Regions from separate parts of the Mus musculus genome. Here region 1 is linked to region 2. A link is a loop called in an ENCODE intact Hi-C map of the cell type or tissue named here. Cell type or tissue: left cerebral cortex. All regions are shown on one strand.

Region 1 (8,000 bases), 99 kb before region 2:
TTCTGAGCAAAACACTACAAGTGCTTGCCGTTCCTTTCGGTTGCCCCCGTCAGAACTAATTGAAAAGATCCTACCACTGAAGACATCGCACGTCTTGGTCCACAGGTGTAAAGATTTGAGCTGGAACTGGGCTGAAAGCTTCCTCCATGCTAGCTAATCTTCACAGTTTAGGGAGTTACTGTGCAAGCTTCAAGAAGTGGGGCAAGAAAAGAAAACTCTAGTCTTACCCAGATGAGAACTATCATACCAAGCGAGGCAAGATGTGTCTACTGGCACAATGGTGGTGTAACTGTTATGGGGGTAACCATTAGTTAACTTAGTTGGGGCCATTCTGAAGGAGAAATGAATGCCTAGTACTGTAAACTTAATTTAAAAATCCATGGCTGAAGAGGTCTTGGATATGGGGAAAGGGGAACTTGTCACTATTGTTCAGCTCAATTGACATGGTGCCCAACTGCCTTCTCAATATTTATGTCTATGCTCCCAGACAAGTGCTATTTTCAGCCTTAATCAGAGAAGTTTCTCTTCGCCAGGAATGGTGGTGAATACAGAAACTCAAGGCTGCTCAAGGTGCAGAGAACACAGGGTGGCTGAGTGTTCAGCCCTAAAGAAGACATTTACACCACACAATCTAAGGCTCAGAGAGCAAGGAAGAAGAGAGCATGGGAAAAATAAACGAGCCAAAAGATAGGGGAAAGGGCAGAGAAATGTCTTCTTCTGGGCACATCACCTCCCAGCATCCAAAGCTGCCTGCAATCAGCCTGCTTACGGCTCAACCTGTCAGTAGTAGGCGTGGATCAGGGAGGGGCCCTCAAGGCTCTATGCCTCCTGATTGATTCTGAAGCAGGGCAGTCAGTGGTGTATCTAATGATGACGATCCCATCAGATTCCAGTGAGGAATTCTAAACATGTTGTCACCCAGGCAGCCCTGGTTAAACTCAGTGGGGAACAAAACAAAAAGACATGAACATGGAAAAGAAACTTATTTAGGGAAGAGGATCATAAGAGATAGGAGATGAGAGGGGAGAGTGTCAGTAATTAGAAGGGGGTGTGTGTGTGTACACATATATCTGAAACTGTTAAAGAGCCAATCCAATAAAAGATTTTTTTTAATTAGTTCATCATTTTGCACCAATGGAATGACTTACAAGCTGGCAGTATGACACTCAAATTTCATTTTTAAAAAAAAGTGCAGTTTTAAAGTTCAGGTCTTACTCAGTGACATTGTAGAATAAATCCAAAATGGTCTTCATGATTTTCCTGAACACAAAATTCTCACTATTGTTTTCTTCACCCCTTCCCCCCCACCTCCCAAAATGCAAGACTTGCTTTCTCAACTGTTTAGAGCATGTCGTTTTATTTAGCTTTTATCTTTCATTCATAACGAACTTTTCACGTTGTTTTACTTTATTATTGATAATCTAACCCATCGTTACTATTTCCAACTGTCATTCTGCCCTTTCTCTTATCATAATAACCCACAGCTACCTTATCTTGTCTTCCGGAGAAGTACCTGTCCCTGACTTGCTATTGCGTTATCTGGTGGAATCCGTGGGGGACTGTTCATTTGAGAAACAATAGGGAAGGCCAGAAAGGATCAGAGATTTTGCCAAGCTCATTCGGTACATCTGCATTAGTCACCAAATGAAGAACTTCACAGGAAATCAATCAGAGGATTTCTAGCCCAATGTTTTCGTCCAAAAAAAGAAAAAGAAAAAAAGCACAGTACTTAGCAATAGGCATAGAATAGATTCAACACAAAAATGCAATTATGTAAAAACTCATTTCATGTGAATACAATGATTACAACCTTCAAAGTCATCCAGCCTGTATAAATAGGCTCATTCAGCCTACTGATAGATTGGTAGGTAGGTAGACAGCTATTCAACGATAAAAATAAGAACTCAAAGATTCATTTCTGGTTTTTTTCTCCTCATCCAATTTGTCAGCCAACAAAGTTCCATTCCACTTTCTGGTGTCCTACCTCTCTGCCCACTGTTCTTGGACAGAAATAGGCGGTGAATGCATACACGTGTTTCAGTGGAACTTACGTCCCTTGTTCTCTCAGTCTGGAATTAGTGCCTGCACATAGAGCTGCTCTCCGGGAGGGCTGCTCCGGTACTGAATTTAGCACATTAGGGCAATTTCTGTAGGAACCACTTATGATGGCAGAAACCAAGGGTCAAACTTCAGTTCTAGAGGACACCGAAGGGCATGTCAGGATGATGGAGAGGGTTCTTTTCTGAGCACAAATGTCTGCAGCCATCACAACACAGTTGCCAAAGTTTGCTGTTTTCTGGGGGCAGCTTATACAAATGACTGCTGCAGACTCTGTGTGCTGAGCAAACACTGCCCTTCCTGGCATTCCTCCTGTGCTGGAGTTTCTCTACAAGATTGCTACCACTGTTTTCTTTAACACTAAGGATACGCTTTGTATTCCTCATGGCATTAATGACATCATGTCCTCGTGCTGATCCGGGTGTCATTCATCAAATACATGATGTCATTAACTGACTCCAACTGGGGTCTAATTCATCTATAGAGAATGTGAAAACGCAGTTCTTTCATTCAACAAGTAATTATTGTTGAACATAAATTCATTTGTTAATTGAAATAAGATTATTTTTCTCCTATAGATGCTAATTCTCCATAGCTCCTCTAGTGAAGAAGGCAAATCCCAAAACTACATAGAAAGAATTCACAGTTCCTGTCCTTACCTAATAACTAGGGAGTAAGTGCCTCTTACATGCCGAGTTAAGCCACATAAAGAGAACAAGGTGAACTTACTCCTTGTATTCTTGGAGTTTACTGGTGTCTCAGGTTCTCTATTGCCATGATGAAACGCCATGACCAAAAGCAGTTTGGGGAAGGAAGGGTTTAACTGTAATTTGTGTTAAGTGTAATTTGGCTTACACTTCTACATCATAGTCCATCATTAAAGGAAGTCAGGACAGGAACTCAAATAGGACAGGAACTGGAGACAGGAGCTGATGCAGAGGTCACGAGGTGAGGGGTGCTTCTTACTGGCTTGTTCCTCATGGAGCTCAGTCTTTCTTATAGAACCCAGGACCACCAGCCCAGGGACTGCACCACCCACAGTGAGCTGGTCCCTCCCTCATCAATCACTAATTAAGAAAATGCCTTACAGCTGGATCTTACAGAGGCGTTTTCTCAACTGAGACTCTCTCCTCTCTCGTGACTGTAGTTTGTGTCAAGTTGACATTAAACTTAGCCAAGACAACTATCTAATGGGGACACAGACAAATTAGTTACAATGGTGTGTATGGGGAATGAGAGTATGAAGCAAGTGAAATCCATTATGAAGGAGCCACACTCAGTCAAAGAAAGCTTTTCAAAAGAAAAGCAGCTGCAACTGAGACCTGCAAACTAAGAGTGCACCATCCTGGAAGTAGGTGAAAGAGACAAGTGTGCTCCGGCGAGAACGGTGAACACTGGAAAAAGATTCTTAGGCAAAGGAAAGCCTAGGGCACAACAGTCACAGTCAGTGGCATAGGTCATAGACGTGATGATTGGAGAGCCTAGAACATAAAGAGCAGCACTGACAGTTAAAGCCACCCAGCCCATCCTAGCTGCCTCACTCAGCCTCACAGAAAGGTATGTAGCCCCACCTCTCCCAAGACCTGGGTGTGGGTTTTTTTTTGTTTTTGTTTTCTTTTAGGGAGGGTTGGGTTTGCTGGGATGTTTTTGTTTTGTTGTCCTGGTTGTCATCATTGTTGTTGTTGTTGTTGTTGTTGTTTGGGTGTGTTTGTTTGTTTTTGAGGCCAAATTTCTCTGTGTAGCCCTGGCTGTCAGGAACTCACTCTGTAGACCAGGCTGGCCTCCACCTACCTTTGCCTGCTGAGCGCTGGGATTAAAAGCATGTGCTGTCAACTCACAGCTAAGACCTAGGGTTCTTTACTTAAAAAAACATATCTGCTATTTCTGCCTGCCCAACATCCTGTCATTTCTGACAATAATTCATCAGTTTTCCTTTAAAAAATCTTCCCAGTCTATTCTTAACTTATATACCACATATGAGACATAGCCCATCTTTTGATCTAAGAGTGGGCACAAATATTCAGGCATAAATATGAGAATTTTATGTCTCCCTAACCACAGAGACTAATTCAGCATCCAGCACATGTCCAGGGACATCTCACTCTGAACTGGAGCTTGGGGGTGGTGATGTCTCCAACCTACAGAAGTTTTCCTGAAACCACTGAAGAAGAAGAAAAATACTCTTCCCACTGGGTTAGCTGAGATAGCACAAAGCCAATATGGGTGGAACTGGTAGCCATCTCCTCCCCCACCCATTCGCTCGATAATAGTCTATTAAGTAACTGCTATGTGCCTTATGCTGTTATAAGCATCAGGATTTCAAAATAAAACAATTCTGTCTCATACCTTCCTAACATCAGGTGGTAAATTGTGGGCTACTAAGGGGGTAGGGAAAGAGGGGGAGGGGGAGAATGCCCGCGTCCAGCCAGAGTTCCTCCTGTGCTCTGGGCAGGCAGACGTGGGAGGGCTGCCAGACGCTTTCCACTTGGCCCCGGGTGGGCATCTAAGCCACTGATCCCCCTTGACGGGGGGTGGGGGGTGAATAGGAGGCTGCCCCCAATATCAGGGGCCCTGGGGCGACACCCTCGGCCCCAGGAATATGGGAGAAAGGGCAGAGGGAGAGAGGTTCCCACACAGGCGAGAGTCTTTAGTCCGGTCTGTGGCTGGAGCACAGGAAGGCCTTCTGACGAGAGATTAGGAATGGCTCATTAGAAGAAAGCCTATCCCATCGTTCAAGCATGGCAGGCCTTGATGAACAGAGACAGTCTATGGTTTTAGAGCTTTATTGTAGAAAAGCAGGGGGAAAGAGAAAAGGTAAAAGAGAGAGAGAGAAGAGGCCAAGAGGAGGGAAGGGGAAAAGAAGAGAAAGAAGAAAGGCTAAAGTAAGAGAGAGAGTAAGAAAGAGGGAGAGAGAGGAAGAGAGAACAAGGAGAGTATGAGGAGAGAGAAAGCAAGGGGGAGAGTGTAAGAGAGTGAGGAGGGGCCAAGCAGCCCCTCTTATGGTGGGACATTATCTTGGTGTTGCTAGGTAACTGGGAGAAGTCTAGCCTGAAGGTCAGAAGCTTGAGACATTGTCTCCATGACTACTAGCCACACACTTCTCCTGTGGGGGCTGTGGGGGGCGGTAACTTCGACAGGAGCCTTGAGTCCAGGAGACATGAGGGAACGCCTACCACCCCATGTAGGTGAATTATCACCACCAGGTCCCGGGGTTCCACACCTCAGTTCAACTGGAGACCAGCCTGTCTGTGAATAGCCCATTGCCCCACAGTAAATAGTGGAGAGAATGGTTCCAGAATGCTATACCACAGGCAAGGCGAAGCTTCAAAGACAGTCAGTAATGTTCTCCTTAATTCAGTACAGGCTTCAGGCCAAACTAAGGGACTGGTGGTAAGGAAGACTGATCTAGGTGTGGGTGTCAGATTCAAAATATAGCAAGGAAGCAGAATAAGCAGGTTAATTGGACTTACACAGTCCTGGATTGGTGACCTCAGATGCTGATGTCCCTGGTCAAGAATTTTACTGGGAGAACCATGTTGGGCCACGGTGAGTTTAGTTGCCTTTGGGAATGCTTGCTGGAGGGGTCCAAAGCGGCAACAGTGAGTCAGGAGGAACTCCCAAGAGAAGTCTAAGGAGACATGGGTTTGTGGCAGATGATATTCATCTGTTTATGCGTTGTGTTTTTGTCCTGAAGATTTTGTGTGCTTTAATCTAGGCAGTAGCAACACCCACATCATAATTAAAATCACTGCTATAAATGAGACCATCAAAGGTGAACACAGGCTTCAAAATAACCGTTTAGGTGAGAAAGGAAGACAGAAAGGTCCATGAACACTGAGAACACAGGGTCAGAACTGCATTGAGGGAGATGACAGCAGGAAGGCCAGTGAGTGCGTCTGACGCCAGAGTAACCTGGGCGACCTGGGCCACAAGAGATCCAGTACCAAACAGAACAGGACGGGGTGGGGGGGGGGGAGGAAAGAAAATAGTGTAGGAGACCACATCCTATACAAATTTGAAACTGTGTTAATGCAGTTTCATGGGGTTGATGGAAAGATCAGGATGGAGAGAAGAGAGCAGACGTGGTGAAGGAGCTGTGCGTTTTCATTGGCTGGCTTGGTGATTAGTGGATAATGTAAAATGGAACACAGAAGAGTTTTTAACTCAAAATGGGAAACCAATGAAAGAAGAGGCTGAAGGAGCAAGTAAATAAAGAACTGGGAGATGGAGGTGGTAGTCTCTGGGGAGGGGACTTGTCCAGGTCAAAAGGACACTTTAGCTTGGTGTAGTATCAAATGCCTATAGTCCCAGCACTTGAGTCTAAAGTAGGAGGCTAAAGAGTTCAAGGCCAGCCTAGACTGTATAGTAAGCTGCAGGCAGGCCTGGGCTACCTGTCTCAAACAATAACAAACAACCATAACCATGAAGAACCGCAATAAATGCAAAAGTACAGACAGCAAGGGATGCATGCAGAACTGTGTGCATAGTTTAGTGAGCTAGACTAGGCAAGGCTGATGGGGGAATATGTGTGTAGTAATTATGTTAAAGAAATCTATCATTTCTATTAAAGCATCTTATGAGTTTCCCCCAGTTTCCAGGGTAATCAGTTGATCTATGGTGGTGAATTTCTGGAAGCCAGGAAACCCCACACAGTCACTAACGGCAAATATTCTATATTTTAGTTAAAACTACTGCCTGTTTTATTTATTTATTTATTTATTTTTACTCCTTCAAATTTCTTTCAGGTCATCTTAAGAACTTTCACTTTGTCCCTCTGTCCCTCAAAAGTCATCAGTAGTAAGGCTCCTGTCCCAAGCACTCGAAAACCGATACCCAGATATCTAAGATGAGGTGGCATCGAATCACTATTTCTAAGGCCTTTTTTCTTGAAAGCAAGGCTTGTTCCTAAAGTATTTATACTGTGAGTGGGTCCTCTCTAGGAGGATCTTCCCAGACTCTTCCAGAATATCACAAGGTGAAGAGTCCTAATTGGTGATGGGTGAGATACACTCCTAAGGAAAATATCCATCCTTTTACATGTGGACAAAATCCAGAGCTGTGTGAGAAACTGTTCAGCAAGCAGGAAACTCACACCAGGCGGGAGCTCATCCATCCCCATGCAGTCACTACACAGCCCATGAGCTGCAGCCCAGAGTGGCACATGGCTCATCAGGATCTGCGCCAGGACCCAGCTCTCTCTTCTCCCAGCCCAGCGGTCACTCCTCCCCTCGTACGTAACATCTGTTTTTCCTACTGAGCTGCAAATTCCACAGGGGCCATCACTTCTTCCACTTTGTTTGCCTAGGTTTTCCCAGCAGAGAGGTGGGAGTTAAAAATATCTGTTGGCCAAAACATTAACTGCACTCCAGGTAGGCAACAGGTGGTCCCTTTTGAGGTTTCCTGCAAAGCTGGTGAGCAGAAAAAAAAAGTCTCCAAAGAAAGAAAGAGAGAAAGAGAGAGAGAGAGAGAGAGAGAGAGAGAGAGAGGGAGGGAGGGAGGGAGGGAGGGAGGAAGGAAGAAGGAAGGAAGGAAGGAAGGAAGGAAGGAAGGAAGAAAGAAAGAAAGAAAGAAAGAAAGAAAGAAAGAAAGAAAGAAAGAAAGAAAGAAAGAAAGAAAGAAAAAGAAAGGAAGAAAAGGAAGGAAAATCACCAACCTGTAAACACATGGTTTATGAACTCGGCAAATAGCAGGAACTCTGGACCCAACTTCAGGATATAAACCTTGGGAACAGAAGCCACACAGCCACCGCTTGCTCACCACTCTGTGCCAAGTCCTCATTTGTCACAGTTGGCAGGCACCAGGCCCCTAGTCATCTGTATAGCTTGAGAACAGAAGTTTCCACATTGTCTCTAAGTCAGCTTTAACCAGCTTGAATCCTCCTTAAAATATTTAACGGGCTCTATCCTCTCCCCAAACACTGTAATTGCCAAGTCTCCTTTCAT
Region 2 (8,000 bases):
AAACAGGGGACACAAAGAGATTTGGGAAGTGTTGCGTCTGAAATCCAGGAAATGCCATCTTGGTGGATGTAGTCAACATTTATAAACTCCTGATTGGACCTCAGCACTGCAGATGGGTTGGTGATAAGGTGTCCTAAACTCAACATTATCCAGCTGACACTATAGTCACAGAAGTGCTTGGATTATCTAGGGGGATTGGAGATCTAGGGGAAGGCTCAACACTTCCCTTGTATCACCAACATTGTACAAAGCAATCCGGAAAGCGCTAGGGCCCTATGCTCAAGAAGAAAGGGGGTGCAGAAAAGAAGCCGGCCTCCTGACTTCCTGTTTATGGGATTATCTGCTGAGAGAAGTGGGGGAGGGCACTTACAAGGGTGGGACCTCCTGAGGTATGTGCAGTTTCAGACAGAGGAAAGAGGGAAGACAAACAAACCTGTTAGGTTGTAACAGCCAAGACTCAAAACCCTCATCTCCATTTAAGATTAGTGATACAGGCTCACAAGCAGTGACCTCTTTTATCTTTTAGAAAGCTCAGACTGTTCCTGGATTTTGCTTTTTAGGCCATCATCTGGGAAACTCCTCCTGTCACTCCTCACATCTTTCCACAGGTTCCTAATCTCAGTTCCCACTTGTCCTAGTTGTTGGGTTTGATTTTGGGGAACAAGAGGACCAGTGATTATCCACTTCACAGATGTGCTGAGCATCTTAAAGCTCCAAAGCAGAAGGACAAAGCAGGTGGAAATGAATCTTCAACTCTTTCATAGTCTGTTCGCGAACTAGGATTTATAGCATACAAAAGTCTGTTTTCACTTTAAAATCCAGAAATATACTGCAGAGATACCACAGGTACAAATGCAAGTGGCATTAACTACCTTGAGCAATACAAATTGGTTTATTACTTTTTGTTTTTCTATGTTATTTTTCTTAATGATAATCACTTTCAGGAAAAAAAAATGACCTTTCCTCACAAATATCAGAACAACTCTACCTGCTGCAAACCCAAAAATCCTTAAGAATGCAGATTTATTAATAAACTAAGCAGGGCAGTAGTGGCACATGCCATTAATCCCAGAACTCTGGAGGCAGAGGCAGGTGGATCTCTTCTGTGAGCCAAAAGCCAGAATGGTCTATGGAGTGAGTTCCAAGACAGCCAAAACTATACAGAGAAACCCTATCTTGCTCCCTCCCCTCAAATTAGGCTACTAATGGTTTCTTGTTTGTTTTTATTCAGAGACTCAAGTAGCCAGGCTGGTCTCCAAATCTCTATGTACCCAAGAGTGACCTGGACTCCTGATACTCCTGCTTCTACCTCCCAGGAGGGATTATAGGCAGTGCCATCCTTTCCTGCAGAAGGCTAGAGTTTTAATTCAGTTATCTTCAGAAAGATGATTTATTAGTACTCTGTGCTTCATTATTTTTCCATTGGCTAAAAGACTGTTTTTAAAATTCTGTTTCTATTACAGAATTATTTACCCTCCATGTCGTGAAAGTATTTTCCTTTAGACCTAGAGACATTAGATGCATTCCAGATGTATGTTACTTGGGTGACTGGATGATGGTGTGCAACTAGTACGAGCTCAGGATGCCAAAGTGAAGTAGTGACTAGTTTTAGTGGTCTGGATGGAAACAGAGGTTACTAAGGAAGCAGGATAAGAGGGAGTTTGACAGAGCCTTTCCCTTAAGAGACATGATGGCACTTAGATCAATTTTTGGAAAACCTTTTTCCCTTCATTTTATATACCACTCCTAATGCTGCTTTGGGGATAACAGCTTGGGTAAATACATCCATACATATGAGTAGATACTTTGATTTGTACGGCTGGTGTCCATATTCACTTACTCTTTGAGACATCAACAATAATTCAATACAAATGGAAATCCTATGCCAAGGGTTTTCTCTCTCTCTCCTTCCCTCCCTCTACTGCAAAAGGACAATGTCCCTTCAGAGATCTTTACAAATTGGAGTTGAGTTGGGTATGGTGGCCAACACCTTTAATCCCAGCACTCGGGAGGCAGAGGCAGGCCTATTTCTTTGAGTTCAGAGCCAGCCTGGCCTACAAAGCATGTTCCAGGGCAGCCAGGGCTGGTACACAGAGGAACCCTGTCTTGAAACTAAACGGAAGGAAGGAAGGAAGGAAGGAAGGAAGGAAGGAAGGAAGGAAGGAAGGAAGGAAGGAAAGAAGGGAGAAAGAAAACACTAGATTTGTTTAGGGCTGGGTCCTGTAACTTCTAGCTTCCTTATCTCTCATTTATTAAAATTGGAGAGCTGACTGTAGTCAGATAGCAAGCAAGTGGGCTTCTATATACCGGGAGGGATTACTCTACTTCATTGCTAAGCACCAGATTAACAAATCTAATCACAGAGTTCTTGAAGGATCAGAGTTGAAGAAATCAGTATCACTGAGAGCTTGTAAGACGTACCTGTTGCATTGCTGGCTGCTTTGGCAGGTGATGTGGACTGTCCTGTCTGCACCTGTTAAACAAGAGGAAGGGTGAGAGGATCTTTAAAGTCACTTCTTGTTTTAACATGCTATTACTCTATGTAAAATTTGGGAGAAAATTATAAAATGCATGCTATAACTCCCATAAAACACAAAAACACATGAGAATTCCTAAAACCTAGAAAATTAGATTGACCTCTTATAGAAGGTCAAAGTAGAGAGAAATGAGGGCTGGGGTGGGCTGGGACACAACAAAAACCCTCCCCCAAATATTTTTTAGCATCATCTAATTATGAAAAATTCCTGATTGGTTTGAAGTAGCCATGTTCATAAATTGTTGAAAAACCTGATTTGTCAACATAATTTAAATTGGTAAATTTCTACCCGAAATTATTATTATTACTATTATTTATTTATTTATTTATTTATTTATTTACTTATGCCTAAAATCTCTGAAATCTGGATTGGTGAATCCCGCTTTGGGTGGGCACAAAACGAAGCCAATGTTAAGGAGGAAGACAGTTTACACATAGACCAAAAATAAAACCCAAGTGACACTGTTAGAAGAGAAGCCAACAGATTGCAAAGATCAAAGGCAAAAAAGAGAAGCTTGTTTGGTTAATGCTGGGGCTTTGGGGCATTTCATGTACTTGCGGGGCTCGTCCATCCATCCGCACCACACATCGTAGCCATGCTATTCTAAACTGATGATAAATCCAGCTCCAGGGCGGACAGGGCGCAAAGCCGGGATCTCGCACAGATCTCAGGATCCAAGACGCGGGGCCAGATCTCCCTTGTGGAGGAACCATGGCGTTTCTTCCGAGGTGACTGTTAGATAAAGCAGCGTCTTCATGTTCTTCGTCCGAGAAAGAAGCATTGGTCCAGAAATCAACAGGATAGGGGCTAAGATAAAAGGGAAGCGCCTTTCCCATCTTTTTAAATTTCCCGCACCCCGTTTTCTCTCCGCCTCCCCAACACCGTCTCTGCTTCCACCAGCAGCTCGAGGATCCCCGCACCGAGAGGCGGTCGGAGCAGGATAGTCTTAGGAAAGTAGGCGGGCCTGGCCCGCTGAGTATTTCGGTGCCCGATTTTTGCTGTCTTCGGCGGCAGTTCCTCCTCCGCTCGGTTACTGGATTGCACACGCGGCCGTGAGCTCGGCACTCGATTGCTTCGGCCTATCACCCTGGGATGCCGCCTGCCGCCGCCGCCAGCGCCGCGGCTGCCGGGCTTGTGGGTTTCTCAGAGGAGCGCGAGCCGGAGGAGCCCAAGCAGCGGCCGGAGCGGCGGCCTGAGAGTTAGCGGGCCGGCCTGCGCGTTCCGCGGGAGCAAGCCGACGCCAGGCGGACAGAAGCTGGGCCGGGGCGCGCCCCTCAGGCTGAGGGAGCCGGCGCTTTGAGCCCCCGAGGCGACGGCGGCGGGAGCCGGTCAGAGGGGGCGGCCCCTGGCGGCGACGCCCCCGAGCCCAGCCCTGCCTGGCCGAGCTCCATCCTCAGCCCAAGCCCGGGCGGCCCGCGAACGCGCCCGCGGGGGTTGAGCAGGGCTGCGTGGGGGCGGGAGGTGAGCCCGCGCTCCCGGGTGCTCCGCGTCCGCTCCGGACCCGCACCTGAGCCGGGACCCGCCTCCGCTCCGGACCACGCTGGACCCGCCTCCCGGCCCGGGTCCCACCCTCCGCTTGCAGGTGGGCTGCGGCGCCCGGCCTTCGGGCGGTGGGCGGCGGGGAAGGAGGTGAGCGGTGTCCGCGCCCGCAGCCGTTCGGGTGCTGGTGGCCGCGCCGTCGTCCCTTTCCCGCAGCCGGGAAGCCCGCCCCGCCGCCGCCGCCTGCTCCCTCTGGGACACCATGGAGCTGTCTCCGTCGTCCGGAGGAGCCGCGGAGGCGCTGTCGTGGCCGGAGATGTTCACGGGGCTGGAGTCCGACTCGCCGCTGCCCCCGGAGGATCTGGACGCGGTCGTCCCAGTCAGCGGAGCAGTGGCCGGTGGCATGCTGGATCGGATCCTTCTGGAGTCAGTGTGCCAGCAGCAGAGCTGGGTCCGGGTGTTCGGTAAGGATCACAAGTCGTCTGCCTCAGAGGCTGGCGTTTCTCATCTTTCCTTGGGCTCCGATGCATTCTTAGTCCCCCATCTATCCTAGGTCAGCTGTCCACATCTTTTTTTGGTTGTTGTTGTTGTTGTTGCAGAAAATGCTTTTTGACAAGTTTATCCAATATATAGCGCCTGGTTATGTGACTCAGTAGGCTCCTTTGGACCTCTTTAGATATCCACAGTAAGTTTATAGAGTTGAGCTATCTGGACGTAATTCTTAGGTGATTAATTAAAGGCACTTGCTGCTGAGTCCTCAGGAAGGTAGAATGGAACAAGGCACAAAACCAAGTGAATGGGATTTCATTTCCTTCCTGTTGTGTGAAGCAAGTGTTGAGAGAAAGATATGAAAAAGCTTAGTAGAAGATGAGCTAATGAATGAAAAACAAAACAAAACAAAATCGAGGGGTTGTGGGTGGGGGGCAGAGATGGGAGAGACACCCAGCCCTAGCCGTAGCCCTTGCACCAGCCCCAGTTCAAGTGTTTGGTAGCAGTAGATTTACCGACAGCTTTTCCTTGAACCGTACTCTCTGCTTGTCCTGAGTGTGTAGGTTGTTTCAGATTGCACTGCTGTTTCTGGTTTTCGTGGTTAAGCTACCCGGTTGTCACTCAGCAGGTTTAAAGTGATGAACACACTAAAGAAACTTTCCCTTTCTGCATTCCGAGTAACCATCTTTTAAATTAAACCTGAATGATGATTTTCTATTCAGGAAAGGCTGTGGCAACGTTAAACATGCTGTATGCATGGGTTAGCTGTGGCTTTCCAAAATATCAAGCTAGCAGAATGTTTCTGCTACACATGACCATAAAAGACATAGTAATGTGGTTGAATATAAGATGACCAATTTGAAGTATCTGGAATCACACAGTGTTGAGATGCTGTCCTGCAGTTTTGTTTGTCTAATATGCTGTTAGTGATCAGCATATTGTATTTATGGCTTGGCTTTCATACTTCCAAATAGGTTCTGTGCTTTATAATTCAAGACCATCTTTTCATGGTTTATAAGTTGTCTTTTGGACAGTTCAGTTGACTTCAGGAAAGATCCCAGACATTTGAATTCTTGCCTCAGTTCTGTCACTAAAAATTATTAAACAATTTAGGGCAGATAAGGCCATCTTTTTGCCTCAAATTCCTTATCTACAAAATGAGTGGATTAAATAATCTGTAGGGTCTTTTTAGTTATATAAAAAAAGCAACTCTCCTTATAGCTAGTTCTTAGAAATTTATGTATATACTACTTAGAATTTTGCTGGTGTTTCTAAATGTTTTTTTTTCTTTCTTTCTTTTTTCTCTTCCTTTTTGCTAAATGGGGGAATTAAAGCAAAGAGGTGGGAACTGACGCAGAGTTACTCAATTCATTCTCAGCAGGTTGGATTAAAAGCTTTGCTGCCTGGTAGTCCACCTGTCTGCTAGTTCAGGTTAGCTGATCACTTATAACAAAAGTTGATGAGAGTCTAAAAATGACTATAAATTGGAATACATTGTGGTTACATTTTATCTTCTGTCTGTATACACTTTCTCTTACTGTTTTTATACAATGTTAGAGAGAGGACCATGTTAGTATATATGATAATTGGCTGACAAGTGTTCAGAGCTGGATATTCTAGACCTTATTATTGTACATATCCTTCACATGTAACCCATGTAAATTTTTACTAATGTTTTGGTAGTCTGTTCTAGAACTGGACTTGTCATATGCACACACGTCTAAATATGTTTGAAGAAACCTAGAAATTAGTAGCACACAACTAGGGCCAAGAACCAGATAGTTTTCTTTTTGGTTTTGCCACAGCTTCGTTGTCATTTAATTTTGTCTGAGTCATTTTTATCTCCCTGGCTCCAGGTTTCTGCATACAATGTGGAATCTGAAGTAGTTGGCTTACATGCACATAAATTCATGCACAAGAAGTTATTCAGAGGAAGTATTTCTATGTTTAGTGGTAGAATTTCCACTGCATCATCTTTTTTTTTTTAATGTTTGATTTTTGTCAGTTAATTAAAACTCAGTTTTACTTGCTGTTTAATGCTGCTGCTTTTCTTTTAAGGATTTTTCCCTGGAGACTGCTTTGTTGTCCATACAAACCAAAACTAAGGGGGTCTTGCTTGTTTTAGATAGTTTTAAAATTGTTTATTGAGCCAGGCGTGGTGGCGCATGCCTTTAATCCCAGCACTTGGGAGGCAGAGGTAGGTGAATTTCTGAGTTCAAGGCCAGCCTGGTCTACAGAGTGAGTTCCAGGACAGCTAGGACTATGCAGAGAAACCCTGTCTTGACAAAACAAAAAACAAAAAACAAACAAAAAATTGTTTATTGTATGATTCTTTGAGGTTAGAATAATGTGGAAAATCAATTTTTAAAATTTATTTAAGCAGGGTCTCACTGCGTAGCCCTGGCTGGCCTGAAATTTGCCATATAGTCCAGGCTGGTCTCAAACTCATTGAGAACTACTTGCCTCTACCTCCTGAAATGCCTGGATTAAAGGCATGGGCAACCATGCCCAGCAAGAAAGTAAACATTTATGGAATATGTTTTTTTTTGTTTGTTTGTTTCTTGTCCGATTTGTGTATTCTTGGGTTATCTTTGATCCTCTACATAATTTATAGAGACTTTTTTTTTTTTAAGTGTGGTCCACTTGTTTCAGAGAAGTTTTCACTCCTCTCCTCTAAGTTTGTGGATTAAATATGGACTGTGGTCTAATTGGTCCCATTATTTAACTACAACTTGGCCTACAGATTCTGTCCTGACTTTTGAAGCCAGCTGTTGAACAAGCTCTCAGTTGAGCGCTTTTTAACTCACCATCAGGAGGACTCTGTTCTCACAAGGTAGGAAGGTAGCAGGATGCTGCTCAGGTCTGGCTTATGCAGGTGGAGATGGACGTGGTTTCAAAGGCTAATTATACTGAGGAGTGGTATTGAGTGAACCTGGATGCTGGCTAGCTCACATCCTCTTTGAGAATTTTCATTGAAATCATACAAAAAGACTAACAAAAATATTTCTCCTTTCTTAAGGATATCTCATAGAAACTTTGAGGCACAGTATTTCCTTAGTTTATTTCACAGATTTGAAAGACTGGCACTGTTTTTACTCTGGTTAACAAGTTTGGCTCTTTGGTTGCTAATGCATCCAGAGCTTTGTGTATTACCATGATTTGCTTTGGAATATGTTCAGAGCTTTGTAGTAGGTGGGTCTATATTTAGAGCACAAACAAATGCAAGTCTTTGAGACACAGCTAAGAGAAAATGTTTATACTATCCTTTGTTTGAGTAAAATGTTTCATTCCAGTATTAACAAATAAATTGTGTCTCCGTCCTGTCAAGAGTATAAAGTTTTGACATTAGTCTGTCTGTCTTGTTTATATGCTTCTCTTACCACCTCCTTTATTGTCCTCAGGTCTAGCGGATTGTTCCTGTGCCTCATAGTAAAGTGGCATTAAATGTTAATTCATCTTCCGTTTGACCATTTAGAGTTGAACCTGATTGATTTT

What was found. A loop is a pair of places that touch in the nucleus more often than their neighbours do. Peaks named below come from ENCODE experiments on the same cell type or tissue, not always from the same donor. Only the 100,000 strongest peaks of a DNase experiment are listed, where the experiment ranks them.
Region 1: a loop joins it to region 2, with 2.1 times the contacts of the local background. A loop is called at or near these places in 2 of 42 quality-filtered maps.

Annotation. Positions count from the first base shown.
Region 1 is chr1:157,507,265-157,515,264 of GRCm38, reverse strand. It overlaps Gm15486 (predicted gene 15486), which reads left to right and starts at 3,542. Exons shown (of 3, transcript NR_151610.1): 1 at 3,542-3,615. It also overlaps a transcript of Sec16b not described here. In left cerebral cortex, no CTCF peak of the experiment used is centred here; DNase peaks (open chromatin) are centred at 3,919, 4,116, 7,223, 7,847 and 1 more place; H3K27ac peaks cover 1,098 bases.
Region 2 is chr1:157,408,217-157,416,216 of GRCm38, reverse strand. Rasal2 (RAS protein activator like 2) reads left to right here and starts at 3,622. Exons shown (of 18, transcript NM_177644.5): 1 at 3,622-4,480. The coding sequence starts at 4,279. 2810025M15Rik (RIKEN cDNA 2810025M15 gene) reads right to left here and starts at 3,865. Exons shown (of 3, transcript NR_027984.1): 1 at 3,092-3,865; 2 at 2,422-2,473. In left cerebral cortex, CTCF peaks have their summits at 3,651 and 4,372; DNase peaks (open chromatin) are centred at 5,027, 5,262, 6,264, 7,617 and 2 more places; H3K4me3 peaks cover 4,058 bases; H3K27ac peaks cover 2,541 bases.